Regions from separate parts of the Homo sapiens genome. Here region 2 is linked to region 1. Evidence: chromatin loops called from intact Hi-C (ENCODE). Cell type or tissue: heart right ventricle. All regions are shown on one strand. Links, peaks and the distances in the headings refer to the core of each region. The heading gives the core; the rest is flanking DNA. Region 1 has its middle 470 kb from the start of LINC00972. Region 2 has its middle 170 kb from the start of GRM3.

What was found. Hi-C counts contacts between places; a loop is a spot of excess contacts. Peaks named below come from ENCODE experiments on the same cell type or tissue, not always from the same donor. Only the 100,000 strongest peaks of a DNase experiment are listed, where the experiment ranks them.
Region 2: it touches region 1 in a loop (11-fold over the local background); 48 of 110 quality-filtered maps call a loop at or near these places.

What each region holds. Positions count from the first base shown.
Region 1 is chr7:85,882,402-85,898,105 of GRCh38, forward strand. No RefSeq gene overlaps it. Among named protein-coding and RNA genes, the nearest start is that of LINC00972, 470 kb to the left of the region's middle. In heart right ventricle, for the core only: a CTCF peak has its summit at 8,038 (motif pointing right); no DNase peak of the experiment used is centred there.
Region 2 is chr7:86,461,727-86,477,430 of GRCh38, forward strand. No RefSeq gene overlaps it. Among named protein-coding and RNA genes, the nearest start is that of GRM3, 170 kb to the right of the region's middle. In heart right ventricle, for the core only: a CTCF peak has its summit at 8,165 (motif pointing left); a DNase peak (open chromatin) is centred at 8,167.

The sequences.
Region 1 (15,704 bases), core at 4,266-12,265:
ACAGGGCCCACTGAAGGGCTTGAGTATGTGGGGATTTTCACATATGTGGAGTTGGAAGAGTGGTCCCAGAAGGAATACCTTGCATGTAGCTAGAGGCAACTGTAAACTGTGTGACTCAAATTTCCTGAATATAAATGTATTCATTGATGTGACAACCTCAACTATTCGGAATGCTTCTAGGAATGTGGAATTCAGTATTGAAGTCAGGAAGTCTATGTGCTAAAAAAATTTCTAAGACATTATCTTCAAACCTAGTTTAATTTTGAACAAAATTCTTGCAAGTTTGGCAAGATGGCTTTTCAGCTCACAGAAGCTTACATGTAGTAAATAAGAGAGACAGATTGGGAAGAACTTGGGAACTGCTGGTGGCAGATATAGAGATCAAGAACATGTCCTTGAGTAGATGAGTGGAGACATATGATGACAATGAGACAGTTCTGCTCTTTAGAATCTCACCTAGACAGGCATAGCCTGCCTGACTGTGAATGAAAACAAAATATAAAAAAATCAAATTATACAAAAAAGATCATTTGGTGGGAAGGCAAAAAGGTTAATACTTTTAAACATATTTCAAAGAGTTTACTTGCCCTTGAAATCTTTGTTCTATTGCTGTTCATTATTAACAATTTTTTTTAAGTATATCCGACTTCATTAAGAGAAGACTAACTTATATTCATCCACTATTTTAAGTATATGTAAAGGACATAGTATGCTTGGGAAATCTCTAAATGTCATTTGAAAATATAAAGATAAGCTCTTAAAAACTGAGCATAACTCAGCTGGAATGTTATCTCACATGCAAGCTTATTCTGTATGTCAGTTAGGATCTTCATGAAAACTTAAAGTTAGTTTGGTAAATTCAAAGCTATAGAAAATAGGAAATAGACGTTCTTATGAATGTAATACTGTATGTCTAGTGATTTCAGAAATAGCATCATGCAAGACAAATAAGCAAGCTATGTTGTGTCTTGTAATTATGAGTAACAGTTCTTAAGATTTAGCAAGTAGATGTAAATACCTCACGTAAAGTAACTCTGCCGCATCTCTGAAGACAAGAACAATAGTTAACATTTACCTAGTCGATCATTGCACATCATTAGCTTCTCTTGACCCTTTAAACTGTTATGGTAGCAAAGAAAAGCAGATAATAGGTAAAAACTGTGCTTTTATTAATACATTTAAGATTTTAGGCTCATTAAACTTAATATTTAAGATACTTCTGCAAAAGAGCAAGAGTACATAGACACAGCTTTGAAAGAGTTGTGTTTTGAAAAAAAGTTTTATAAAATGTTAAAATATAACAATAGAAATCATGGAGCACATTCAAGCAAGTATTCCTTCATTTGCTAATAAGGTGATTTTCCATAGCAAATATTAAAATAAAATAATTTAGTTATATTCATATTAGTTCTGTGTAGCAGTTTTATGTCTGTGTCCATTGCTTACTGGTCTAATTTAAGACTACAAATCACATACACACACAAAAAAAATCTCAATGTAGATGTTCCTTTCTGTTTTTTAAAATGCTTCTATACATACAGTCTCATTTTTCACTCACAACTCTAGCAAAGGTGTTGTTATTTACATTATAAGCATTTTGCATCAAGAAGGGAAAGGGAACAGATACTTGTATTACAAGACGAATACTGATGAGAATTATCATTTGTTTAGAACTTATTATGCTTTTCATACACTAATTTAATTCACATTATCACTTTATAAAATAAGCATGCCATTAAAATAATCACTTAGCAGATTAGAGTTTTAATAAATGATTTTGCCCAAAGTCACGCAGCTACTAAATGATGAAGCCACGATTTGAAGGCAGGTTTTCTGTCTGATGCATCAACTGCTCTAAGCTTTCAATTTAAGTATATTATCATATTTGACCACAATTTATTACCCTTGCTTTACAAATGAGTCAACTGATATTCAAAACATGTCAATGAATTGTTCTCTGATTTAAAACCCAGCCTTCTGATTTTGAGAGTTGTGATCTATGGTAAATACATGGCTAATTAAAATATATATATATATATATATTTTTTTTTTTTTTTGAGACAGGGTCTTGCTCAGTCACCAGGCTGCTGTGCAGTGGCACAATCACGGCTCACTGCAGCCTGGAGTTCTCTGGCTCAGGCGAGTCTTCCCCGTCACCCTCCAGAATAGTTGGGACTACCATACCCAGTTAGGTTTTATATTTTTTGTACAGACATGGTTTTGTCATGTTGCCCAGCCTGGGCTCCAATTCCTGGGCTCAAGCTATCTGCCCATCTTGGCCTTTCAAAGTCCTGAAATTATAGGCGTGAGCTACCATGCCCAACCCAAAATGTATTTGAGAAAGGTTTGCTTTCTTTGCAGCTCACAACAATACGTTTTTTTACATGTATCATCAAGAACACGTGCCAACTGTATGATTTTTATAAGATAATCATTATATCAATTTTTTTTTACTGGAGCAGGCTACAGCTTAGGAGGAGTTGGAGACAGGTTGGAACTATAGGAGTTGGGGACAGTTGGGGAGAGATAGGTTAATTTTTGTATAAATATTATGCAAATATTACAACATTAATTTTTACATAAAATCAAAATTTTCTACTTATTATCTACAGATGTCGTAGGGGCACATATTAGTGAAATAATAAATTGGCCATGCAATTTGTTTGCAGTTAATATAATATTTTGATGAATATCCTTTTTTCTGCCTTTATGTTCTTTATTGTAACAATAAAGAAAATCAATTTAGGAATTACACTATTGTGTTACTAGGGATGCAATCTTTTCTACAAACTGAAACTAGCTCTAAGGTTATTTGCGATACTATATTTAGATATTTTAATGAGGGTCAGGGCCCGCTTGAGTTGCAAGTGAGTTGCAAATGACATGGCAATCATTCTTTCTTCCAAAGAACCAAAGGCTGCTTATTTATTTATTTATCTTTGTTTATTTGTTTTTTTGCAAGAAATGTATGTTTTATATACATCAACTTGATTTCAGCATAATTATCAAATTATTATGAAATTTCTGGTATGGCTAGCTCTTTCTGTCTCAGAATGTAAGAAAAAATTGAATATCAAAACAGTTGTTTAAAATTTCTCTTGTGTCTTTGGAAAAAAGTTTATCTTACTCTTTAATATATTTGGTTTCAAATACATCATTTTTATAAATTATAAAATTCTAAAAGAGCAGAAGTTACATGTCCATAGCTCAATGAATATAATAGCAATATCTGCTCAAGATCTGCTGAGACTTGCCTGTAGTTTTATCTGTAGTTTTCTAGTGACACATATTCTGCACTGTTTCACATAGCTTAAAATAACAATTAGGACAAATAACTAATGCATGCGGGGCTTGAAACCTAGATGACAGGTTGATAGGTTCAGCAAACCACCATGACACATATATACCTATGTAACAAACCTGCATGTACTGCACATGTATCCCAGAACTTAAAGTAAAATAAAAAAAGTTAAAAATTAAAAAAAAATACCAATTAGGCCTAAAAGGACACATAGCTTTACTACAGGTATATGTCAGCAATATTGCAGGTTTGGTTCCAGATCATCACAGTAAAGTCAGTCACATCAATTTTCTGTTTTCCCAGTCCATATAACAGTTGTATGGACACTATACTGTATTCTGTTAAGTGTGCAATAGCATCATGTCTACAAGAATGTAATTTAATTAAAGCTTAATTTAAAAACAGCTTATTGCTAAAAAATACTGGCACTATCATCTAAGCCTTCAGTGAGCCATAATCGTTTTGCTGGTGGAGAGTCTTGCCTCCATGCTGATGGCTGCTAACTTATCAGGGTGGTGGTTGCTGAAGGGTGGGATGGCTATGGCAATTTCTGGAAATACAAGAAGAGTGAAATTTGCCTCATTGATTGACTCTTCCTTTCACGAAAGATTGCTGTGTGGCATGCAATGCTGCTTGACGGCATTTTACGCCTAGTAAATATTTCTTTCAAAATTGGAGTCGGTCCGCTCAAACACTGCAGCTGCTTGACCAACTAAGTTGATGTAATATTCTAAATCCTTTGTTGCCATTTTAACAATATTCATAGCATCTTCACCAGGAATAGATTACATCTCAAGAAACTGCTTTCTTTGCTCATCTATAGGAAGCAACTCCTCAACCACTCAAGTTTTACGATGAGATTGCAGCACTTCCGTCACATCTTCAGGCTCCACTTCTAATTCTAGTTCTCTTGCTACTTCTGCTCTAATGGCAGAAAATGAAGTAGTGTGACAGACAAGTAGGGAGTTCATTTTGAGGTTCATGTTCTTTTCTCATATTTTTCTTTAATTTAACCTACTTTTGCTCCTTGAATCATAGAAGAGCATTTAAATCATTATTTCTTCCTTCAGTAAGAGTGATCTTACAGCTAGATTTGGACAAAACTCCATGCTTACCTCTAAGGGGTACCTGGAATCCTGGTTCTGATTGGATGGGCTAAATAGTGACTTAAAATGTGCTTTTAATATGTGAAGCTTCTCTGGCAGCACCTAGGGCTAGCTTGTTTATTTATGTCTTATTGTTGGTACAAAAGTTTAATTCACCTGTCCTGGCTGTGTGACCAGTAGGTCATATAAAACCACAATGGAAGCATTTGCATGAGCCCCCCTGAAGTCAAGATTCCTGTGGTAGGCCAAATAATGCTTCCTCTGAACATATGCATGCCCTAATTCTTGGAACCTGTTAATGTCATTCTATATGGCAAAAACAAAGAATAACAATTTGCAGATGTGACTATGTTAAAGATCTTGAGATGGGGACATTATCCTGCATTATTCAGGTAAGCTCTAAATGCAATCACATGTATCCCTATAAGAGTGAGGATGAGAAAGATTTGACACACACAAAAGAAGAAAAAGCAATGTCATCAGGAAGGCAGAGATTGGTGTGAGGCAGCCACAGGTCAAGGAATGCCAGCAGCCACCAGGAGTCACCAGGAGCTGCAAGAGGGAAGTAACAGTTTCTCTACTAGAGCCTTCAGAGAGAGAATATCTTTGCTAGAAGTGTGATTTTGGGCTCAGTGATGCTGAGTTTGGAACTTTAGCCTCTAGAACTATGACAGAGTGCATTTCTGTTGTTTGAAGCCCTCAGAGCAGTGGTAATTTGTTACAGCAGCCACGTAAAACTAATACAATTCCTCACACACATCTTGGTGGTTCATGATCTGGAAACAAATGCTAATTCCGTATGACTAAGAAATGATCCAGGAGAGCAGAGCCTGGCAGTATGTTGGGCCCTGTTCCTGGCCTGTGCTGTCTTTCTACTTCATACTATAACCTTTGCCTTTATTAGAGACTTCCTGAGTATGCTCTGTGGAAGGTTGTGAATGTTTTTAATTATCTGAACTGTGTAACATATGCAGTTAACATTATGAAGATTTTTGCAATAATTCCTGATTTGTAATTTTAAAAATGAGTAAGGCTTTACTTGAGAGATAGAAAGACAAGAAAAGTAAGAGTGAGAAATCATTGTTGCCTTTGGGCTTCCGTGGGGTGAAGTCACAAAAACACTGCAAGCATTGATGAGACAAAATTGTATCAATGCCACTTGCAGTTGGTAGATCAAGGTTTAGGGGAAGTGCTAAATCCAAAACAATAAAAATTCTAATAAAGAGGAAGTATTAGCTGCTTTTGTCTCTTTTAGCAGAAATAAAAGTAAATGAGAAACAATCCAAGAATGCTAGAACCATAAAGTTATGGCTGGTGACTGAGTTTGTAAAGCAAAGGGGTATATTTATTTATTCCAAGAAGGAAGTCAGGAAGATATCTGTTTTGATCAAAAAGATTTATGTCAGGCTAATAATGAATGAAATTGTTGTACAGGTTGTACATTCTGAATCCCTACTGAAATAAATTTTGCACATGGAAATATCTCCCACACCATAGCCATGTTGACTGGAGCCCTCAGGAAAAGCCAAGACACCTACCCATCAGCAACTGCTGGGGTTTTGGGCTAGAAAGTAATCTGACACTCATTGCAAGGCAGTTATTTGTCTGTGATTGGGCATTTGTTGGATGTTATCCTAAGGAAAATTATAAAATTATTTTGAGATCTGAAATGTCCATTGTTTATGGTTTTATGTAAAATCTTCATTCCAACAGGTAAGAAGATGTGCAGGAGAGGTTCCTTATTGAACAAAATAATATGTCCAAAATATAGATCAGGGGAGCCACTGGAAGTGCCCATCATCCATATGAGCAGGTGACGACTATGACTTCAGTCCTATGTTAGCTTCCCTGAGGAGTTTTCTAACTCCATTGCTGAAAGAGTTTCCCTCTGTAATCAGTTATAATCAGATGATGCCAAACATGAATCAGAGTTTAAGGATAGTTGCTCAAGAGTGAAGGGCAGGCACTCAACCTGGAAACTAGCTGCATTGCAGTGCATTAATTGCTGTAATTTAACTGATGAAGAAAAAGATAAACCTGGTGAATGGGCAGAATTAAATAGGTAATGCTTATGACATTAAATAAACTAGCTAATAACAATATTAATGTGGTATTATGACTTTTTATTGATTCTTGGGCATTAGCCAATGGAAATAGGCCTTTGGTTGACTGGCAGACAAAAGGAGCTCCAGATGGTGTACTATCTTATAGAAGTCTTTATGGACTTGGAGGGGGAAAATCTAAGTGAGGCTAGACTAGGGCAGACCTTACTCTAGGATGTGGTCCTTATTCCTAAGATGGAACTTTTCTGTTTTAGGTGGATACTGGGATCTTAAAGAAGTGTTAATAGAGCCTTTCTATACTGCCTGGGCTGAAACTTTACATCTCCTAAAACTCTTTGACCTCTACTATCTTGGTCCTGCTCTCAATATAATATTAGCCATATTCTGTAATAATCATGTGGTTTTTCCCTATGGATGTGAAGCTCATCTTTCAATCTTAAATAAGTACTATTGCCTTAAAAGACACAATTTCAGTATTTTTCATGGCCTTCCTAGTTATTCTGTGTAGAAGCTCGCACTAGGTATATAACCTGCCCTAGAGCAGAAATCTCTTTAAGCTGAATTTAGTTTTTCAAATGATATTCTCTGTAGTTCTGGTGTTAAAATTTTTAAACTTGATACTCCTTCCCACTTGCTTGACTTATTGTTCCTTCTTTTCTCACATATCTCATGAGTATTTTCTTGCAAACTCTCCTAATTGTAAACTTTTAACTACTGTTTTCACTTGTAAGATACACTATATCCTCATAGTTTCTTATTGTTGACAAATATACATTTGCAAATCTATAAACTTAATATAGCCCTAGTTTAAAACCAGGAAGAGAAATACACTGTATTTATAGTCTAGAGCTAATGTGGTGATTAGCATTTCATCAAAATTAACATAGAATTAGCATATTAGAATTTTGTTCTCCACAAACCAGAAAGGTTTAAACCTGCAAAAACAAAGATATAATATTTAAACTTGCAAAAACAAAGATATAATATTTATCTAAATTTTACACTAAGAAAGTTACCTTCATATTACCTTTGACAGCCTTTCAAGTACCCACTTAGAGCTAAATGTACCAATCCTGCATTGCAGCTCCAAGAAAACCACCCCGTCAGAGGTAGCCACTGGGCTGAACATCCAGCAATTCAGGAGTAACTTGTGTGGACTGGTAGACAATGCCCACACTAGCCTTTCTTACCCCCTAGTAATGCCTTGACAAAGTCCAAGATTCTGAAATATAATAAAATGATGAGAATTTTTTTTTAGAAATTAAACAGAATTATTGAGAACAATATTTATTTCACAATAGCAATTATATTATATTTCTTAGTAAGATTTGAACAAAAATTCCTATCCATTAGAGTATCAGTTCTTGCAAAATTCTTCCCTTTTAATCAGTCAATAGCAAAATATATGCAAATTATACCTTGCTTTACAAAAAAGAAAAAAAGAGATACATCTTCACTAGTTCTGATGCACATCTGACCATTTGCAAAAGTATCTTTTGGTAATTCAATTAGAGCATTTGACATTTCAGTAATACTTTCAGTCATGTAGTTATGTTTACATCCTCAAGAGGGCACTTTGATATAAGCTAAATCTTCCCAGAGCTGATAACAGTTCTCTATGGGCAGAATACTGATTTTACTGAATTTCTGCCTTTCAATATAACATTTTTCACATGTAGTCTTTGAACTTTTTACAGTAAAACCTAATATAGGTGTGTGCTTCTTTAATTGTGTAAAATGCAAGATTTTTGTCAACTTAGGCAAATGTCATTTTTTTCTTTCATCAGTTTCCCTGTTATGATAGATGTTGTCAGATCATCAAGAATCTTAAGGGTATTTTTCTTTCTGTGACTGATAAGTAAAATTAAGAGTGACACTTGGTTGATTCTATGGGATTAATTTCCAGTGTTATCTAGTTTTCATGTGTTTGTGTTCTAATTAAATGTGTATATTTAGCAATATCTCAATCCATTTACAAATTCTCTTTGAAGGAAGATTCTCTTTACATAACAATTCTGAATTATGAAGGTGTTAGGATAAGTTCTAGGATACTTATGTTTAGGAGAAAGATAGCAACTAGCCAGTCTTAGGTTTAGGTATCTCTAAGGGAGACCAGGATTGGAAACAGAATAACAAAAACATCATTCTCAGTGATATAGTGTTTCCAAGACTGAAGCCATACGCAGCAGTCAAAAAAAGATACCCTTGCAAGAGAAGAATGTGTCCTTCAATGGTAAGGAGAGTCTGAGAGTAAAATTTCTCTTTCTGTTGGAGATGAGAGAGGTGCACAATTCTGAAGTGAATATTTATGCCTCTTTAAGTATTTTAAACTTGATTTTCTAGATAATATAGCCTACTTATTACATATTGTATTTAAATTATTGTAGTATTAATTACTATACATTTATTTGTTTGGAATATTGACAGATAAATAATGAGATACTGAAGGATAAAACAGAACTAGAGTTTTAAGGTATTTAATATATTTTGATATTTAAGTTTGCTAAGGTTTAAATGTTGATCATCATTTCAATACTTTAATAATTTTGTATTTTTTCACTCTATGTTCTGACCACTACCTTCAGTATCAGATTTTTTTAAACTCACACCTAGGTTCAGACTCTATGTAGATTTAATTAAGTTATAAAATAAGAAATCAGCCTATACAACTTGGAAGAAAACAAAAATATGAAAAACACATGTAAAATGTTGAAGATCACATTTGCAATGAATTATCTTACTTGCCAATTTCAGGAATGTGTAACTGGAGAAGTTGCTTTATAGGGAAATGCCCTCTATTTGCTAAAAGTTATTTTCATAGGCCCCTTAGCTAACATCATACTGTATTTATTTAATATAAATTTATTATAGCTACTACCAAATGTCTGCATGCCATGTCAGGTTACTTAATTTTCTATCCCAGTGTCCTTTATGATGGGAGAATTCAAGCTTGAAATTGTCTACTCAAAATTTCAACTATAGGTGTCAAATACAATTGTAAGAATTAAACTTCAATTTTGTTTGGGTCTCTTGGCAGCTAGAATAAAAGAGAAAGGAAAAGAAAAGAAAAAAGAAATCAATGCTGTTTCCTAGGCATGGTGGCTCACACCTGTAATCACAGTACTTTGGGAGGCTGAGGCAGGCAGATCACTTAAGCCCACGATTTCGAGATAACCCTGGGCAACAAGGCAAGACCCAGCCTGTACCTAAATAAATAAATAAATAAATAAATAAATAAATAAATAAGAATAGCTGAATGTGGTGGCACACGCCAGTTTTCCCAGCTACCTGGGAGGCTGAGGTTGGGAGGATCATTGAGGCCAGGGCACAGAGGTTGCAGTGAGCCGAGATGGTGCCACTGCACTTCAGCCTGGGCAACAGAGTGAGACTCGGTCTCAAAAAACAAAACAACAACAACATCAAACAAAAACAAAAACAAAAAACATGCTGTTAGTTGTATGCCGACCCTATTAATCAAATCATACTTAGGTTCAGTATATAAATTAGTGTATACTCGAGAATTATTGTTGGATTTCTTTTCTGGGACCCAGGAGGTATCATAAGGACACTAAAGAAGCCATATTAAAGTGCAGTATCTGGGTTGACACATTTTGTTTCAGGAAGGAGTAACTGTGCAGAATTGGAACAAAGATCCAAGTCTACTAGCTATCATAATCATTTCTTGGCACAAGAAAGGTTCCATTTTAAATATACTGAAAATACTGGAAATAGGACATATCCATAAGTAAACCATTCATTAATATGTGTCATGCTCCATGTATCCTCCTTGGAAATCTGGCCACAAAAACACTCAAAAGGATAAGTCCAAGATGGGACTAGCAGACTCCTCTGGAGAAGTATGAGAAAGAAAAAATCCTGACACTCATGTATAGGGAACATGAAAATCTCAAGTAAATAAAATATGTCAGTAATAATAAACATTACAACTGATTACATTTCACCTAGTAGTTTTGTTCAACAAGTGTAGGACTTCTAAATTAATTAAATCGAACAATGAAAACTGACATTATGGTCCCTTGACCCATTGCTCCAACTGAGATTACCCATTCTTAATAGCTTTGAGGGATTGAATTATTTCAAGCAAGTGAATCTCCAGGAAATATTCATTTTTCACAGGCATTAATTAGACCTTGAAGCTCATGGAACTGAAGATATTAGTTATTGAACTTACTCACACCAGCTGGGTTGCCCGGCTTGGCCTCTATTACAAATACTTCACTTCTACCTTAAGGCTACTGTGAGTATCACTAGGTACCATTAGTTCAGACGTTTAATTTTCACAAAGCTAATAAAATTGAAATTTTTAAAAACGCATACATATGATGTTATAAAATAGATATCTATAGGACAGTGTCCCAAGTACAGTTAAAAAAAGAAAGAAATCTTATTTTTCTTTTTTTTGAAGTTGAGCTGAACTCTTGAATCCCTAGTTAATTGGGTGCCAAGATATCAAACAATAGGAATGACTGATAAGCATTCAGTGAGCTGTCTTTTCTTGAGAATTTATGTTGGATAAATGATAAGTGAACTTTAAAGCATTAGGTTTTCTGTCTCCTGTTAACCTTTATATCCCTTACACCCACTTCAAAGAAAGCTTCAAGTACAGAGAAGAGATGCAAAGAAAGATTAGAAAATGAGAATTGGAGTATGACTGTTTTTCTGGTAGAATGTTTCAATGGTTTAAAACTGGTCAAACAAATCTATAATGTAGACCTTGTTATCTTGATTCCCAGAGCTACAGGTAAACAAGTAAACTATTTTTCAATAGCATATAAATGCACTTTAGGAAATGTAAGGTAGGCTATAAATACATACATACATGCACACATAATACATACCACATATAAAATAGCAATTTTATTATATGGCAACAATATTTTTTTCTGATGATTACAAATAATGTCAGGAACATGCTCATTATATTTTTGAGAAAATGTTTTCTGGAACATATTCTGCATATTATCATTGTGGATTCATGGTATTGTGATGTGATTTAATATAAGAAGCCATGAAGAGCCATTGCTAGGGTTTTCTGTGGAAAAGAAAGTTTAAAATAATGCCTGAAGAAGCTATGGTGTTGTCTGCACAGAAAAAATTACAAGAATTTACTCTAGAGATTGAAAATGAATTGCCTTGTGATATTTAAATGAATAATAATATATAATGAAGGAGTGTTGCTATTTCATTCAGTCATCTATCACAAAACAATGTATACAATTGTGTAAATGCAGAGAACTGGAAAATATCAGGATGAAAATAAGAGTATCCTCAGTGCTGGAACACACCTTGGTGTTTCCGGAGGAAAAATATGTCAAGTGAAAAGAAGTAGAGGCATGTGCTGAGGTATGTACACATGCTACAAGAGCAGGAATTAAATATCAATTTTTCAGGAAAACTGTCAAAGGGAAAAAGACACCATCTGGTAGGCATTAGTGTCACCAGAACACGGGAGCACTTATCAGATTGGTGCAACAAATTTCTTAAGACCATCAAATTCCCTCTTTTTATTTCAAATTCATTAGTATCTAGAAGCATTGTTTTTGACATTTACTGAAATTCTTTTTGAGAAATTAAAGTTTTTGTAGGAAAATACATTTTGATAAGAACTTGAGCCATAGGTTAGAACACAACAAAGCCGGGCGGGCACGGTGGCTCAGGCCAGTAATCCTAGCAGTTTGGGAGGCCGAGGCGGGCGGATCACAAGGTCAGGAGATCAAGACCATCTTGGCCAACATAGTGAAACCCCGTCTCTACTAAAAATACAAAAATTAGCCGGGTGTGGTGGCGGGAGCCTGTAGTCCCAGCTACTCGGGAGTCTGAGGCAGGAGGAATCCCTTAAACCGGGAGGCGGAGGTTGCAGTGAGCGGAGATCGCAGTGAGCAGAGCCTGGGCAACAGAGCGAGACTCCGTCTCAAAAAAACCAAGAAAAAAAAAAAGAAAAGAAAAGAAAAGAAAAAAACCCAGATGAGGGCCAAAATAAGGAATAGAGAGACAATATAATATTATAAGACAGGAGGACATTGTCTCTCGAATCCCCAGTTAACTGGGGCTTAGTTAGTTGAGAAATCCACACATCTTCCTCATGACCTCCAACACCATTCACTCCTACACATGAGCACGAGACCGCCCCCCACCCGGCTTCCCGTCTCGCACACGCACACAGACCACATTTTCAATAACGGTATCAAGGCCTCTAAATGTTGGAAGTGTTTGTGGAAATGGTGAAGAAGTAGTACTTATTAGAATAGCATAGGTAGAATAAAAGCAATACTCACATATTAAAGAGAGCAGAAAAACCTGTGGAAGTCAGTGAATTAATATGAAAGGAAAAAAAAGAAAAATTATTTTGACAGTCACAAACTTTGTGTTTGGTGGTCTAGCCAGGGTTAACCAGATTAATAAGAGGCAGAAAGTAATCTAGCTGATACGTGGGTTTTGTAAATCAATAAATATGCATGTTTAATGAACATAATAGTTCCTGTCTTCTTGATTTGACAAGCATCATTACCAAAACAATCTCTAGACACACTGACAGAATTTTTGAATCTGCAAATTTTAAGAACCAGCCTTGGGCCCTAGTGAACCAAAGACTTTCCTCCATGTAATATTTGATCTCTTCTTCCTCCTCCTCCTCCTCCTCTTCTTCTTTGTCTTCTTCTTCTTCCTCTTCATGTTTAAAGACAAAATAAATGTTAAACTATTAGTAAGATCCTATTACGGGAATCTAGATGTAAGTCGCTGAGATCCTAAATAAGTTGTTTTCTTCAAGGAACTAATTTTCTATGAACGTGATTCTGAGCTCCACTTGTTTTCATTTTCTCTATCCATGTTTTTATATAATTTTACATGGGAAATGCTTTTGCTCCCTGTGGTGAGACTTCTAAAAATGAAAGCAAAGTACCATCAAAAGAATAATCAAAATATCGATGGGAGATGATTCTATATTAGAGCTAAAGGGAAAAAAAAACATGAAACATTGCTTAGGTTGGAATAAACAAAAAATGACTGGTAGCAATATATGCAAAGGGGTGCTTATTTGTGTTTGAGATGGAGGAGGCAACAGGAGTGTGTATATCGGATGATTTAAAATCAACTAAGTGAAGAGAAACATTGGAAACATGTCACTGAATATGTACATTTGTAGGCTGTATGGGTGAGGTCATATTTCCAACCCAGGAAAAGAAATAATTCCTATGAGCCAGTAAATGTTAAAGAAAAAATTTAGAGGCACAATGACAGAGCTAGAATTGAAGCTTGCCTCAAACCTTTAGGCTGACTTTAAATATGCTTCTTTAAAACAGAAATCATGACATAAAATCATACTTTGTAAATGTACACTAGATGACAAATATAAATGTTACTGAAAAAAAACATGGAATTAAAAACAAAGGAAGAATGGTGGAAGATGTAACAGAAAGTACAAAGGAAGTATTAATAATTCTGAGAATAAATGCAAGAAGAGAAAAGATACCTTTTTAGGAACTGAGGTCAAATAGGTTCACGTTTTTAACATCTGCTAGCATCCAAATGTAACTTTTTTCCTCTAACGTATAATAATAGTTTTTATTAAAAACCGAGTCTAGCACATAGCTAGTAAGTCTTTTATTCCCCCCAAAAAGCCATCTTTAAGTTGGTTTATCCCTAACATTTTTCATACTATAGTTTGTAAGTTTTGTGCTCTGTAATGCAGTATCAGGTTGGAAAATGCTGGGGTCATTATCACTGCTAAAATAATCAGAGGTCTGAAAGGAGAGAAGCCTGTGACTCAGTTTGTATCTATCCACAAAATGTGAAATAAGTTCATTGTCTGGTCTGCCAACATTCAATGCATGGCCTTTGATTGAGCAAGAGAATCAGAAATCCAAATTTAAGCAATTATCCTGGCAAACATAGCTTGACATGGTCATTAGGTTTTATGCTGTTTTAAAGCAAATGTGTTACCAGAAACCCAATTTACTCCTGACAGAATACTATTAGGCAACCAAAGCATAAAGACTGTCAAAGGTTTTCTCCAAGTAAAGCAGGTTGCTGACATAAGGTACTCTGCTCTCAAAAATATATTTATACACTTAACAATTTTTAAAAACCAAGTTTCTTTACTTCCTTATTCATTCTTATAAATATCTCATTCTTTCTAACACTGATATTTAAAAAGAGTGTTTTTTCTGTGTTCACATCTCTACTGCATGGATGGTGGTACCCTAATTTAAATGATGGTGGGACAGCTGGCCCACCAGGTTGGCACTAAAATAAAAAGAGGGAGGGTAACAAAAATGCATGCCCAGTGAGAAATAAGGTTACAAGCAATGAGCTGTGACTAAGAAGAACTTCAGAGCTTGAAAACTCTTCAAATGCCTTCACCCCTTCCTCAACTAAATTCTGACAGGTGAAACTTCTTCAAATATGAATTTGAAAGACATGTCACAACATGACAAATAAATTTCAGCCTGATGAATATGAGTATATTATAATATAATGATGTACCTTTTGACTCTTAAGCAGCTAAAGAGCTGAGATACTGATTTTTTTAAAAAAATCTGAAGTTGACATTTTCTGATTAGCATTTCAAACCTTGTAAGATCACGGAATATTTTTCCTAATTTAGTCCAAGAAATGGTAAATAAGAGTTCTTCAAAGAAAGGTGGTGGAAGTGAAGGAATACAAAGTTCTATGGGAAAAAATGCTCTATGGGAAAAAAAGCATATGACAAAGGGCATAGTATAATGCCACAGGAAATAATGACAAATTCTGTGTTGAAGGCATATAATACATGACTTTTTTCACAGGAAGAGTTTCAGATTAACTTTGGTTCATGTTTTAAAGAATATTTGATAGATTTAGTTATATAGATAGATAAATTAATGCTTTTTTAAATAAATATTCAGTTAGTACATACTATATTCCAGGTACCACCCAGCTTCTGGAAATAGAGCAGTGAAAAAGAGAGATACATTGTATGCTATTAAGGGACTAACATTCTTATGTGGATATTTCACAATAAACAAGTTAAGTTATTCCAGGCAGTGCTACATTTTTAAAAAGAAAGAGAAGCTAGCTCCTATGACAGCAAACAAGTGGAATGGATGTGGGCAACATCAGATAGGAGTTAAAAAAGACCTGTCTGAGGAGATGACATTTGGGTTCACTAAGTGCTGAGAGACACTTCAGGCAGAGGAACAGCATCTGAAAAAAAAGTGAGCTTAAAAAGAAAAA
Region 2 (15,704 bases), core at 4,819-12,818, 580 kb after region 1:
AGATCACGTAGTCCACCATGGTGAACTGTCAGATCCATTGCCTTCCTCCTCTATGAACAGAATCATAATTTTATTTGGTAGGACATTACTCTTAAATGAAATCCAACAAATAAACAAACAATAATTCCACTCCAATATCCACTCCCTTGAACTAGCAGTGAGCATATGGCACAAGTAATGACATATAAGCAGCAATGACTGGGCAGCGCCTACGGGAAAATCTAAAGCAGCTGATACAACTTTTATTCTACACTCTTCCTTGTCTTGTTTCCTTAAAGAGAGACATAAAACTGGAGTCAGGAAAGCCATCTTGCAACCACTAGGTTATAAGTATAAAAGCAAAAGTATAAGAGCAACTCCAAGGGTGAGGGATTAGAAAGCTAAGTGGAGCCTAAGTCCTGATGGCTTCCTGGGGCTACCAAGCCCACCCTGTATTTTCTAGTTCTGAAATTTTTGTTACTCACAAAACAAAACAAAACACCTTATTTGCTTAAGCCACTGTCTATTTAATTTTATATGCCACTGAATCTATTCCTAAATGATACAATGATACCTGCATCCCCTTCATCTCCTTTTACAGATAAGAGAATGAAGGTAAAGGAGGTTAAGTAGCTTCCTTCACTAAGTTCTACCTCTACTTAAATGATCCAGTTCTGCAATCCAGTTCTATTGACTCACAATACCATAACATATTTTCCAATAAAAAAAAAGTTCATAGAAGAGAAACTGGTGCGATAAATTTATTCATTCAACCATGCAAGTCTAGAAAAGCTAAAAAAAAATACTAGCATTAACGCCTTGAATTATATATAGATGCTTACATTTGAAGAATTTCATTGTGTGTTGAGTAGTGGATTTGCAGTAAAAAGATACCTAATAGGAATTAAAAATACTAAAAATTCAAATACATGTCTTCTTGAGCTAAATTGAAATTGAAATAGCAAGAAAAGAAGAATTGAAGTGTTCCCAATCCACACAGAAAAGAGAAATGTTTGAGGTGATTTTTATCCCAGTTACCCTGGTTTGATCATTACACATTGTATACATGCATCAAAATATCACATGTACCCCAAAATATGTACAACTATTATGTATCAATAAAAAACTACACCAAGAAAGTGGATTTAAAATATATCATCATGTTGGACAGAAGACTCAACATAATTAAAATATCTGTTCTGGCTTGTTAATTTAGAATCCTGTAAAAATAAATATTGAACAGCTAGATAGGTCTATTATAGAGTTCATCTAGAAAACAATCAAGCAAAAATAATCAGAAAAAACTTGACTCCCAATAAAACATTAATTGAGAAATAGCCTCACCAGACATTAAATATTATAAAGCCATTTTAATTAAAAGTGGATGGCATTTGCCCATTAGTAAGAAGACTGTTAGAAGAGAATTAAAAAATTAAAAATTAATCAAATTGTATGTGTAAATTTGGTATAAGACAAAGGTATAATTAATACCATTATAATCATGAAAAAGGATCCATTCCTTATAGCAGTCACTAGAATAATTCCAAAGAAATCATAAATTTACATAATTTAAATATTAAAAATGAAACTACATAAATATTAGACAAAAACATGAGTAAATTCCTCTATAGCTTTAGTGTTAAAAAAAATTTCCTAATTACAGCTCAAATCCAGATGCACAAAGGAAAAAATATTTGGTGAGCTTGACAAATAGACTATAGATATAAAAATAAAAATGTTTCATAGCAAAAAATAACCACCATTGTGATATTTGAAGTGAAACACCATAATGACATAATATAAATCTACCTCTAATTTATATCATAGACAAAATACTAATGTTATTAGAATATATGAGCTTCAAATCTATGAAAAAAAAGGAAAATTGGCAAGGTATATAAATGTACTGTTCACAGACAAAGAAGCATAAATCCTTTAACCATAAGAGAAAATGCTCAACCTGACTCATTTAACTGAATGCAAATTAAAACTAACTGGGTTTCCAATTCTCCCCTACAGATTAGAAACTATCAAAACTTTTGACTTTATCCTCTGTTGGCCAGGTTGCGTAAATGAGCCATTCTCATGTACTGCTGTTAAGGATGCAAAGCAGCATAATCCATATATGAGAAAATTGATGAGGCAATAATTGGCAAAATTATGAAAGCATTTGCCCTTTGACCCAGCAATTCTACTGCTAGTAAACAACCCCAAAGCTAAACTGGTAAGCTTTTTATTTTTTTTTATTTTATTTTTCAACAGTCAGGGTCTTTCTCTGTCAGCAGGCTAGCATGCAGTGGTGTGATCCTAGCTCACTATAGCCTCAAACTCCTGAGATCAAACAAATCCTTCTGCCTCAGCCTCTCAAGTAGTTGGGACTGCAGACACACATCAGCACACCTGGATAATTTTATAATTTTTGGTAGAGACAGGGTCCCTCAGTGTTGCCCAGGCTGGTCTGGAACTCCTGGGTTCAAATGATCTTCCTTCCTCGGCATCCCAAAGTGCTGGGATTACAGGTGTAACCCAATGCACCTGGCCACTGGTAAAAATTTTGAAAAGGCATATAGACCAGAATCTTTATCCAGCAAATGCCCAACAATGGGAACAAAATAAATACACTATATTTTATCTTTACAGTGGAGTACTATGCAGTTATACAAAAATAAGAAATATCTGTGCTAAGATTAAATGATCTCCAAAATGTATATTTTACATGACAAAAAACATGAAAAAGTGGATATCTAAGGGCAAAACAAATGTATGTGTGTGTGTATATATGTATATATGTATATATATGAATATATGTATATATGTATATATATATTTGACTACAATTGAAGTTTAAGTCACTTTTTAAAATTAAAAATGAGGGAAGAAATAGGATACAGTAGACAGTAAGAAACACTAGGCTTCTCTTGGTACACATGGTTTTATAGGCCACACTTTGGAATTCTGTAGATATTTTACACAATTATAAAACAAAAACAAACAGAAAAATGATCTCAAAAATTTGTATTTGCAATGAAATGAATAAACCTAACTGTGCATTAAGCTGATGACATACTCAAAAACAGAGAAACTATTCCAAGTTACTATAAAACAGTGATTTCATACATTCTGAGTAAGATATACACTAAGCCAAAAAAGGAGAAGGTGTTTAAAAAATTCTTAAACAGTTTCACCAACTATATTTTTGGTGGCAGTGGTTAGTATTTTTGTCTTATACTGTTGCATAGTGTATATTGTGGGATAAATAATTTGGGAAATTATGTTGGTGTATTTGAAATCCAGGATTTTATGCATTGGAAATGGAGATGTGAGACTGGTGAAGTAAAATGAAACTCTGTAGGCCTAAATGGAAATGTAATTGTTAATATAAAATTATTAATGGTAGTCTTTACAAAATAAACAAAAATTTTTAAACTCTGGTCACTGAAAAAGCCTAGAAACAATGACAAACCAGTAGTAACGATGACTCTTAATACCTAGATTGTGATTTTCAATGATCTGTAAATACTATTTCCCACCAAAAGCAACTGGTCTTCTTGAGGGCAGGACTGATTTGAGGTCTGAGAAAGGACATGGACAAAATTTCCCTGGAAACATTTATCATAGCAGAAAGCAAGAAGATAGCAATGACTACTAAGGTCATGGTAAATGGACCAAGCCAGGAGCCAACATAAAGAACTCTCCTTATGCAAGAGTAGAACAAATTGAATCTCATTAAAAGTAAAAACTACTATGTATTGAAACACAGCAAGTATTTTTAAATATATGAATTGAAATACATGAATATATAAATATATGAACATGAAATATATGAATGGTTAAAAACAATCTTTGGACACCATTAGTAGATGCTATTTTTAAATTAGTTTTTTAAAGAAAATCTATCAAGAGTTTATCTATTTATTGCGGGAACCACACATTGAGAAATAGGAAGCAAATTTTCTCTTTATTGCAGTATTTTAGCTAATGAATAGAAAAGAAATAACAGAATTAAAATATGTCAATTTTATAACACCTCTCCCCCAAAATAATAGACCTAATCTATGACCATTTATAATTGTTACAATTACACAAAATGGTATAAGCAGGCATTACATGCCTTCAGGAAAATGATATTCTGAAAATATTCACACCCAATTCTGATTTAGCTTCTGCCTCTACCTATCAATTTACAAGAAGTACCGGGGTCAGGGTAACACAGTTATTGACATAAGGGGATTATAATTAGTAAAATGCAGGCTAGAAGAAACTCCAAAAGGTCCATTTACAGGTTTATTGAACAAGTAAATTTATGTTATAGTCTCGAAAAATGCTAAGAGTGGATGTAAAGTGTTGTTTTGTTTTGTTTGTTTGTTTGTTTTTGAGACGGAGTCTCGCTCTGTTGCCCAGGCTGGAGTGCAGTGGCCTGATCTCCGCTCACTGCAAGCTCCGCCTCCCGGGTTCACGTCATTCTCTTGCCTCAGCCTCCCCAGTAGCTGGGATTACAGGCGCCCGCCACCACACCCAGCTAATTTTTTTGTATTTTTGGTAGAGACAGGGTTTCACTGTGTTAGCCAGGATGGTCTCGATCTCCTGACCTGGTGATGCACCTGCCTCGGCCTCCCAAAGTGCTGAGATTACAGGGGTGAGCCACTGCAACCGGCCATAAGGTGTTCTTAACTGCAAAAATTAAAACTACGTGAGGGAAACATATATATGTTAATTAGCTAGATTTAGTCATTCCACTGTGTATATATACTTCAAAACATGTTGTAAAAGATAAACCCATACAATTTTGTCAGTTCATAAAGTAAAATAATGTTTAAAAATTTAAGAAACAACCAAATGTATAGACCTTTTTGATACCTAATTAAACTGTAAAACGTATTTATGAGACAATCAGAAAATTTTGAACAAATACTATACATTTTATATTAGTTCTTATCAATTTTTAGGTGTGTTTTAATTATATAATAGTTATATTTAAAACATATTTTAGAGATATACACTAAAATGCTTACAGATAAAATGTTAAAGTGCCACAGATTTGTTTTATAATTATCTGAGTGTTAGAAAATAGATGAGGCCTGAGTTGATAATTTTTAAAAGCTGGGTGGGTGGCTTCTTGATGGTATTCCTTCCATACTTGAAAATGCTAGATACTTCATATAGTGAAATGTTTTATCTTTCCCAAAGCATACATGTGTGCACAGAGTATAGACATTGTCATAGCAGAAAGCAAGAAGAAATCCAAAATTGAATTTCTGATTGTAGAAATCTGAAAAAAATAATTTACATAAGCCCCTCTAGAACACTAATATTTACAATTTTTTTTCTATCTATCCCACACTCTGGTTTTACTCTTTAAGCCTAAATCTATTGTTTGACTACAGTGACAAGAAAAGGTGGCTGAGAACTATGGCACCTGCTGTTGGCTGAGCATGGGAGAATCGAAGACTTGTATTTACTGGAGGCATTTAAAAATAGGATAAGGGTCTCACCAGACGAATGCATTATACATTATATAGGGAGAAGGATATCAAACTGGGATATGATCATCAAAAATGCTGGATAGAGGCCAGGAAGTGTGGCTAACACCTATAACGCCAGTACTTTGAGAAGCTGAGATGGGAGGATATCTTGAGCCCAGGAGTTTGAGAACAGCCTGAGCAACATAGCAAGAGCACAGCTCTACAAATAATAATAATAATAATAATAATAATAATAATAATAATAATAATAATTACTTGGGCTTAGGGGCAAGCACACTATAGTCTTAACTACTTGGTAAGCTGAGGTAAGAGGATCACTTGAGCCCAGAGTTCGAGGTTCCAGTGAGCTATGATCATGCCACTACATTCCAGCCTGGATGACAAGAGTAATATCTTATCTCTAAAAAACAGAGAATGCTGGATAGAGAATAATTTACACAATTTAGCAAGCTAAAATTCAAAGGTTTCCATCCGGAATTGTAATATCAGAACAACTGAGGAATATGCATGGTTAAGTCGGATTTTATGTTACATAAATGTGTAGTACATAGCTTTCTTTTTTCCTAAAGCAATATGGGAAATTAGAAGAGGAGCCAATACAAGCGACTTGGCATTGCATTTCACTTTATTTTAGTGTCAGATATGTGTACAAATAAGTTTCTATCTTCCTTAGGATAGTCAAAGGTTAATTTAATTTATATGTGATAAATGAGATAAAAAAGGAGATTTTATATTCAGATAGAAGTGCATTATATTATTATTAAAACCATAAAGAATTTAGTTTTATCCAGAAGCCTAAAATCCCAGCCTATAAAAACTGATTTCAGAAAGCTGCATTTTTTAACAAAAAGCGTTTTTTTCTATAGCCTTCATTAAAATAAGTTGTATATACCTAGTTTGCTTGTGAATAGTTTATAATGCTTTCAGTATGTCTATTTTTTTATTTAAATAATAAGCGGTGGGGGGAGCTTGAGAAACACATTTTCCCCATTTCAGTTCTTTAATATTTTTGTCTTGATTATAGAAATCCAAAAAGAAAAGAAAAGAAGAAGGAAACAAGGAGAGAAGAGGAGAGGAGAGGAATATGTTCATAGAGAATACAGCCCAGAGTGCTGCAATCCCATTCAGTACTTCTTTTTTGAAAGGAGAGAAATCCTAGCCCTGCATAGTTATGCATTTCCAGCAAAAGATAACAAGTCCCTGAAAAACAAGAACTCATTATAGTAGGCAACAAAATAGAATCAATATAAGTTTGTAACATAAACAGTTTTAGATTTTAATGATTCATTCTAGTTCTTTTAGTAATGTGTAATTTGAAAGTTTACATTGTTATTTGCTTGTTGGTCATAGACATTGGGGTTATTATACTTAAAATAGGTGGGGTGCATGTGTGCACGGGCACAAGTGTGTGTGTGTACTTTGAATAGTTTCTACAGATTAACTTACTTTGGACAGAGACTGAGTCTCTCCATATATAAAAGTCTAATTAAAATACAGTTTTTACAGATTTTATGGCCAAAAACTAAAATCTAAATTTAAAATATTAACATGTAAGTTTATTCCTTACTTAGAAATACTTGAATGTCTCTTACCTTTATCCAATACAGACATACAAAATAAAATGTCATTCCCTTAATCCTCTTCCTATGCTGGAAATGCCTGTAAAAGAGTCCTACATTTTCTATATTTTAGATCTAAAACAATTTTGAATATTACCTAGGGCAAGAGGATATTATCTCTTCAGGGTATTAATTACTTCACATTGAGAAGTTAATATAAAACCAGGCTAAGATAATGATTATATCACCAAGGGAACATGCTTAGACCCAATTAATCAAATTAATAATTTGATTAACAGATATAATGAATTAATTTAATCAATGTACTATTATCTAAAAGAGTATCAAAATATGCAGATCTTTTGTGACTAAACATAGAGGCTGCATAAATTTAAACATACATTTACATTATATTGAAGAGAAACTTTGATGTATTTAGTGTTATCAACCTGTTCACAACACTTTTCCATTCTAAATTGCAGATCTGGAAATACTGTAGAATTCTGGAACTTTGATTGCAGGCTTTTAAAAATAGAAACAACAACAAAAAGCAGTCAAATGTGTCTACTGAGAGTATAACTAAAACACACACAGTAACAAGCCAGTTGGTAGCTTAGAAAAATAAATCAATTACAAGAGTTTGCCAACAGAACACCATTAGACCCCATGTTTTCTGCTGCATTGGTGGGCCATATGGTAATGGATTTATTCTACGTTGACAGGAGGACAATTTTCCAAAAAAAAAAAAAAAAAAAAAAGATTGACATTTTGGTTTTTTTTGCACTGCGCTTAGTTATGAGGTAATTATATTGAAATATGGTGCATGTTTGTTCATATATGAGCCTTGATTACGTTTTCAATCAAAGAAATAATTTAAGATATATCTCCATGCTGCATTCATCCAATAACAAAAGTCCATGGGATGAGTGAAACACTGCAGAGCTGGAGTTCAGGTGGTCTGCAGTCATAAGACCTCCCTTTAATTTGCTGGTTATTCTTCAACAAAGCTTCGGAACAATCCTAGATTTCTACCACCATTCTGAAGCCAACCTGCTCTGAGTAAGAGGATGATGGTATCAAGAGATCAGCTTTTTGGTCCCGACCACAGAATATGGTACAGTTCTGCCACCTAGTGGTTGCCTTCTCACACGTGACTTGGCAGCATTTACACTTGGTAGACTCTGCATCTACAAAGAAAATGGTGAAGTTGGGAACAGCCAGCAAAAGCTTGGCAAGTCGCTTTCCACCATGTAAATAGAGAAATAATCCAGGTTTTAACTGAAATAAATATAAACGCTCTTATTTTAACATACGAAACAGGTGAGGCCTTCACATTCTGGTCTCTGTCCACCGTCCAACTTGCGGTTATTCAAATGCACCGTATTCTCTTATGGTCTCTTCTCTGGGTGCATAATTCTCTTATTTATCTTGGCTAGACTGAAGATTCTTATATCCTTTAATTTGGGAATTGTGTCCCCATGAAGCCTGCACTGAATCCTGGTCTATTTGCCCCATGGTATTTCTCCCAGCTGATTGTCCTTGTGAATCCCTGCTTACCTTGTAGAAGAAAAATTCCTGGGCAAGAGTTTTGCCTTTACATCTTTGGATAGCCCCAGCACTTAACACTGTGTCTTTGGCCCATAAATATGTGATGTATGATATGTATGATATAAATATGTGATGTATGTGATCCTTTGGAAGAGGAGTTTAATTCTGAATTTAGCACAATTATTCTTATAGAAAAATGAAGCAAACACTTATTTAAAAACATACTATTTGCCAGATGTGGCCTTCTTAGGCTTTCTAAACCAGAGTTCCCAATGTTTTCATATGATTTACATGCATTCATGTTAAATATATGGGAAATTTAGATCCTTGGTAGTACAAGGAGTAGAATCTTGAGGAGTGCTGTAAAAAAATCTTTAAGGTTGATTGTAAAAGAAAATCTAAACAAATTATAAACAATATTTCAAGATTCATCCTGCCAGAGTGGTGAAATAAAGAACAAAACTAAAAAATGTGTACACTTTACTTAGAAAATAAGATTCTAAATCTTCACTTTGTGCAAGACCTTTAATCTCATAATATGCAATATAAATTTTCATGGTGGTCAGAAAAGCAATTATGTAAAAATTCCACTTTGACTTAATTTAGCTCATCCTGGCCTATCTTCAAGCCACACCTGCTTACTGTATTGACCAAAATAAACATTCACCCATTTCTGTATTACATAACTAAAAGAATTACGTAAAAGCCAGCTTAGATTCTTTTTTCAATATTTGCTGAGCTTACAACACAATCCTGGTTTAGAATTTTATTGTCCATAGATAAACTATAGAAGATAAAATTTGATGCTAGAGGTTGCCATGTGGAGTTTGCAAAACTACTGGTTATGAAATAATATCATCTTTGCATGCAGATGGAACATTTGATATGGAGAAATAAACAGCAAACGTTTAGAAGGCCAAGATACATGATTAAGTATGGTACTCTTTAGCGAGTGGCTCAATACAATCTGTCATCAAAATGTTCTTATGTGAGAGTTCACCTGCCTCATTTCTCATGCCTTAGATGACTATTTTTCAGATAACTGTGATAAATTTAGAATGAACCAAATACTTTCTGTGATGCTTTTGCTTAATAAGTTTAAAAAGAGATAAATAACAGAATCACATTTATAAGGTATCATGTATATTATAATATATATGTGAAATCTTAGCGTATCAGCTTCCACTTGCTTTTAAGGACGTATAAAACTCAAAACAATGTTATCATTCTTTGGAAGGGAATATACATTAAATAAAAATGTCAAGTTGTCTTAAATTTAATGGAAATTTAATGGAAATCAAGTAAGCCAATATTTTCCTAGATAAGAAGTAGCTTTATTTGTTGCTTTCTTTCATTACATCAGGGAGCTGTTTTATCATGTTTTATTGTTAACTTTATTCTGAATTTCAATCCTAGGAAAAGCCTATGTGGCGTAGTATGTATGAACAAAACAGACCTTTAGCTTTACGTAGAGAAGTAATTTCCAAACCTGGCTTCTTAGTAAGTCCTGGGAGCTTTCAAAGCACACAGATACCTTGGCCCCAGCCAGTACCTACAGAAGCAGAATCTCTGAAAGTTAGTTCAGGAATCTGTGTCTTTCAAAAGTTGTCCAAGTGGTTCCTACATATTGCATTTTAGACCAGTAATTAAAGTGGTGTTTGGTTCTCAAAATGTGAGAACAAAGATTGGTTCTCAAAGTGTGGTCCTCAGAACAGCAGTGTCAGCATCACCTGAGAGCTTGTTATAAATGCAAATTTTTAGAACACTCCAGATCTGCTGAATCAGAAATTCTGGAAGTGGGGCCCAGCAACATGTACTTTAACAAACCCTACAGGTGATGCTGAATCACACTAAAGGTTATGTTTGAGAACCACTGGTTTAAAAAAAGAAGTTGAAAATTGAGGATTCTTTTAATTCAATATGATTTATCAAATGCTTACTGTTTTGAGAAAATATAAATAAGATTCCTAATTTATGGAGGATACAATATAACCAATTCTATTGTGTCTTTACTTGTGATTTGTTTTATGATTTTAAACGAATTATTTACTTGTTAATATCTCCTTTACAATAATTGTTTATTTTCTTTAAATTATCAGTATAAACCCCATATGCAATAGGTTTAACTTAATTATATTTTTACTGAAAGTACTATATTGCCTCAATAAACTGTTCTCCAAAATACCTATTTTGTGAATTTTGAAAGTCTCTTCTTTTGGAAGAATCACAGAATTATAGAGACTGGGAAGAGAGATAATTTTGCCTCATTTTATAGACTGAACAAATAAGCAAAATTACACTCTGAAAACAGAACAGAAAGTCTTCTACATGATAACAACAAAGAGCCCTTGATAAAAAGATTTTTCAAATATTACCTTGTTTGTCATATCACCGTGAGACAGGCATTACTGCTATAACAATGTAAATGTCGAAAGTGAAGTTAAATGACTTTCTGGTAGATACTGATCTGGCAAATAATTGAGCACAGATTATAAAACCAGACCCTATAAATTTTAAATCTATGATCTTTACAACAGACTCCACTGCCAGGAAATTGAATGTGCATAGTAGGCTCATAATATATATTTGTGTAACTGAACTGAAAAGATAGCTTCATTTCTAGGATGAGGAAAAACTGGTCATTGCTTTTCTATTCTATTAATTCCTGTTGGAAAGAGATATCTTAAGAAATAGCACTTGGAATTTCCAGCCATGAGCATAAAGTAAAAAAACCAATTCATCTGCATTGACGGCACTGATTTACAGAGGTACACAAATAATGATGCCTAGACAATATCCAGGGTTAATTGTTTTCCGGCATCAAAAAGCTTGAATTCATTGTTCCTGGGGCTATAAAACAAATTAGTGCTACCCAGATCTCAGGAGCTCATGTTTTTAAGTACCTCATCAACATTTAAAATGAGCCATTTATTTTTCTAGACATTTGATTTCAGCTGAACTATTGATCACTATGAATTTTCTTATGGATAAGTATGAATTGCTCCACAACATTAAGAATACCAAATAGCTCATGTTTCTTTTCAGTAAAATCAAAACCAGATTTTAGCTGCCAATCATCTTAGTTGACCAGGCCAACATCCATTCATTTTCAAGTCTCACTTCCTACTATTGATCAGACAAGAACAGTGAAGCATACACAGTTCATAAAAATGAAGCTCTGTCTTCTCCGTGCTCCTTCATGTTGGTCACTGGGGCCACTGGCCTTTACCCAGGCATCAGGAACACAACAAGATAGCTGGCTCTGCATTTCCCCAGTCAATTCCAGATCAAGCAATGAGACTTTTTCAAAGTTCTCTGAATTACAGTTCTCAACACACAGTCTCCCCTCAGAGATCCTCACAGCAATCACCATGGAAACTGTCATTCCAGGGATAATTCATTTACTCAAAGACCAATTCTCAAAAATCTCAGAATGTGTCAACCCCTCCACACTCATATTCCAGTCTCAGGAATTTCAATTATTTGTGGCAGGCTACTTATTTCTCCAAACTCCAAGCACAGAGACCAGAGACATCTCCTCTCTCTTTCTTTTTCTCTCTTTCTCTCTCTCCCTCCCTCCCTCCCTCCTTCCCTCCCTCTCCATTCAACCTATTTGATTAATTAATAGAACAATACTTTACAAATTTTAAACAAAAGAACATGCACATAAGGCATCCTTGGATGCACTGGATTTTCCCTCTCATATTATATGGAATACACTGCTCTTCCTGTAAAATTCAAAAAGACCATTTACTTCCCTTGGAGTAAGAACAATTCAAGCCTTTAACTACATGATTCTGGCCTCTCTACTGAGTCTACAGCAAGTATTACTGCTAGGAATAATAATAAATTAAACATGGAAAGCCAAATAACAATATTTCAATATATCACTTTTAATACAGATCACTTTGCCTCTCAGAAACCCTGGATAGCCTAGAAGTATTATGGAAAGTCTCTCTAAAAGCCCTCGTTCAATTTTTTCCCAATTAGCCTTAATGATCACCTCGATTTCATCCCATGTAGAGGATTATAGGAAGAACAAAGAAATCTGTGGATTTATAGCCAACCTATTTATATTTTTTAAAAAAACTGGATTTACAGCCAACCTATTTATCTTCAAACGGCAACACCTCTTCTCATGAGTAAAGTACAAAAAAATGTATGTAGAGATCCACTGTACATACATCATGTAGTCTTCATACTATGCTCATAAATGCTTCATATGACAGGCAGTCCAAAGTGGTCGTTGAAAGCAGGGATTCATCCTGCTCCGGATAAACTGGGAAAGCTGAGCCTGCACCAGGAAAATGGAAGCCAGGACTTAATGGATGATTGAAACTGAAGAATGAAGGAGTTAAAGGAAATGGAGGAGGCAAATAACAATTTGAGTGTTTTAACTGCCTAGCAGTTTATACCTTTCATTGAGACTTGGCTTTCAGAAAGAAAAAGAGAGATCTAATAAAAACTATAATAATTTCAGTTTTCAACATGTTAAGTTTAAGGTGCCTCTGAGACATTCAAGTTACCTGGGGACTATTCACACTGAAGTTCTCAATAGAAAGATATTTAGATACGGAATTCAGAAGAGAGGTCTGAGTATGAAAATTTCAGCTTTGTACAAAGATTTCCAGCTTCAAGCATCAGAAACTTTAAATTACCTTTTTATTTTAATTATTGTAATCACCTCATTTCTAAAGGCTTATCTTTTCTTGCATCCTGCTAATCCCCAGAATTTAAATTTTGCGTCCTCCTTTGCTAGTAAAGAACTATCTTTAGGAACAGCTTCTATTTTGGAGGGATAAGGGGAAAGGACTGCTTTAAAAACTAATGCTGAGAGATTTCAAAGTTTTAAATAAATTCCAGGGGCTGACTCCTTTTGGTTGTAAGTAAATTGAAGAAAAAATGCGTTCTGTATTTTATAGTCTTAATCAAAGTTCCAGGAGTCCGGAGACCAGATTTTATGGAGCTAATAGGCAAAGGACTCCACTGATCCAACTGATATAAATAAGCCATCTTGAGTCACTAAGGTTTACTAAATTGCCACGTCCTTCATTGCTCCTCCCAGTGTTTGTTTTGTTTTGTTTTCTTTTGTTTCAGGGAATGAAAACACCATGTATCCAATCTGTTCAAGCTAGGAAAGTTTTATTCTGGCAACCCCTCAGCTGAAATTTTTTGGGTCAGTCTGTACTTCACCAAAGCCATTCCGTTCTCTACAAACTCACTTTGACTACTCTAACTTGAACTTCAGTGTTAGTAAATAGCCATCACGTCTTCCTGCCTGCTGTTTAGAGTCAGGTAACTTAGTTTTGAATGCTGGCTTTCTTCACAATCCCCACACTCAGGACTCCCCTCGACTAACTACCTGGAAAAATTTGAGTAAATTATTCAGCCTCTCTATGAATCTCTTTCCTTAGATGTAAAATGGGCATAACGCTGCCTACTTCATGAGATTGTGAGGATTAACTGGTAGTGTATATTAAGGTACTTTGCTTAATGGATGACACATAACAAACACAAAAACCCAATATTTTTTACTTTTTTTCTCTTCTGTGCTTATTAGATATTGTTACTATGATTTATAAATAAGAAACCAAATAAGAAGAAAGATAACTAAGGTAATTTCACAGCCACTAGGTGACAGATGCCATTCACTGTGACTCCAACTCCACATGTCTGTTTATCCTACAATGACATTGCTTCCTTGCATTTCCACCAGCATTTCATGTGTTCCAATTCTACAATTTTGTACAAGCAATCTCTTGCACCTAGAATGCTTTTCACTACCTGCTCTACATGGAAAACTCACTCTCATGTTTCTCATCCATTCAAATATCACCTCTTCTCTAAAGTATTTTTTATATCGAGGCAGAGATAGCAGTTTTGTCTTCCCTGAGCCTAGAGCACATACTATATAATTCTCTATATAAATAACTCCATTAAAGCACCAGTAAACTATGAAATCCTCAGGGGCAGAAACAGTTTTATTCACCATTGAATCACAGACCTATCACAGTGTCTTGTGTATATTAGGGTTTCAATAAATCTTTTATACATTGTCTCATTTCCCCTATTTCATGGGGCCTTCCATAACTACCTTATCTCTAAATGTTAACATGCCCCAGAGCTCAAGCCTTAGACTTCATTTTCATTTATAGACTTGCTTCTTCAGTGATTTCAACCAGTCCCTTGATTCTAAATGATCTAAATACTTAGGATGCCCATATTTATTCTTTTAGCCTGAACCTCTCTCCTGACCTTTAGACTCATATATTCAATTATAAATCTTCACTTTACATAGTAAATAATCTTCAGTTTATATAATAATACATCATCGTTAAAATGTATAAAACTGAGGCCTCCAATCTTCCCCATAACTTGTTTCTCCCACAGTCTTATAATCTATATTAATAACAACTTCACCATTCCAATTGTGGTCTTGGGGTTGTCACCGACACCTCACCTGTAGCACCCTGTGTCCATCCCTACTCTCTGGAAGTCTCTATATGGCAGGCAGATTGATCCTTTTAAAATATAGGACAGATTACCTCTTTGCTTACAATCCTCTGATCATCTACTAATTTTATTTGGATCTAATTCAAAGTCCTCATAATGGCCTACTAGTCTCAATATGATTCACACACACCCCAACCTATTGGGTTTCATTTCTCACTCTTCTCCCTGTATCCCACCTTAGCCTCCTTAATGTTCTTTCAACACAAAAATTGTTTACACCTGAGTGTCTAAGTACTTTCTGCTCCCTTCAGGACTTTCCCCTACCCAAATACTCATATGAACTTATTCATTTTCTTCAGGTCACTGCTCAAATGCTGTCTAATCTACACTAGCACACACCCTACCTCCAGCTGTTACTCTATGCTGCTTTACAATATTTCTTTTCTTAGCACTTATCACCAGCTGGCATAATGTATGCCTACTTGATTATTTATTCATTATCTTTTTCCCTGGCTAAATGTGAGACCCATGAGAGCAGGAACATTTCTTTTGGTTCACAGCTTGTTCCTATTGCCTAAAACAATTCTAGACTCATAGCAATGCTCAAAAAATTATTTGTCAAATGAATGAAAGAATAGTAAGTTACCCAATGAGATGATAAAAAATATCAATGAGGTAGTTT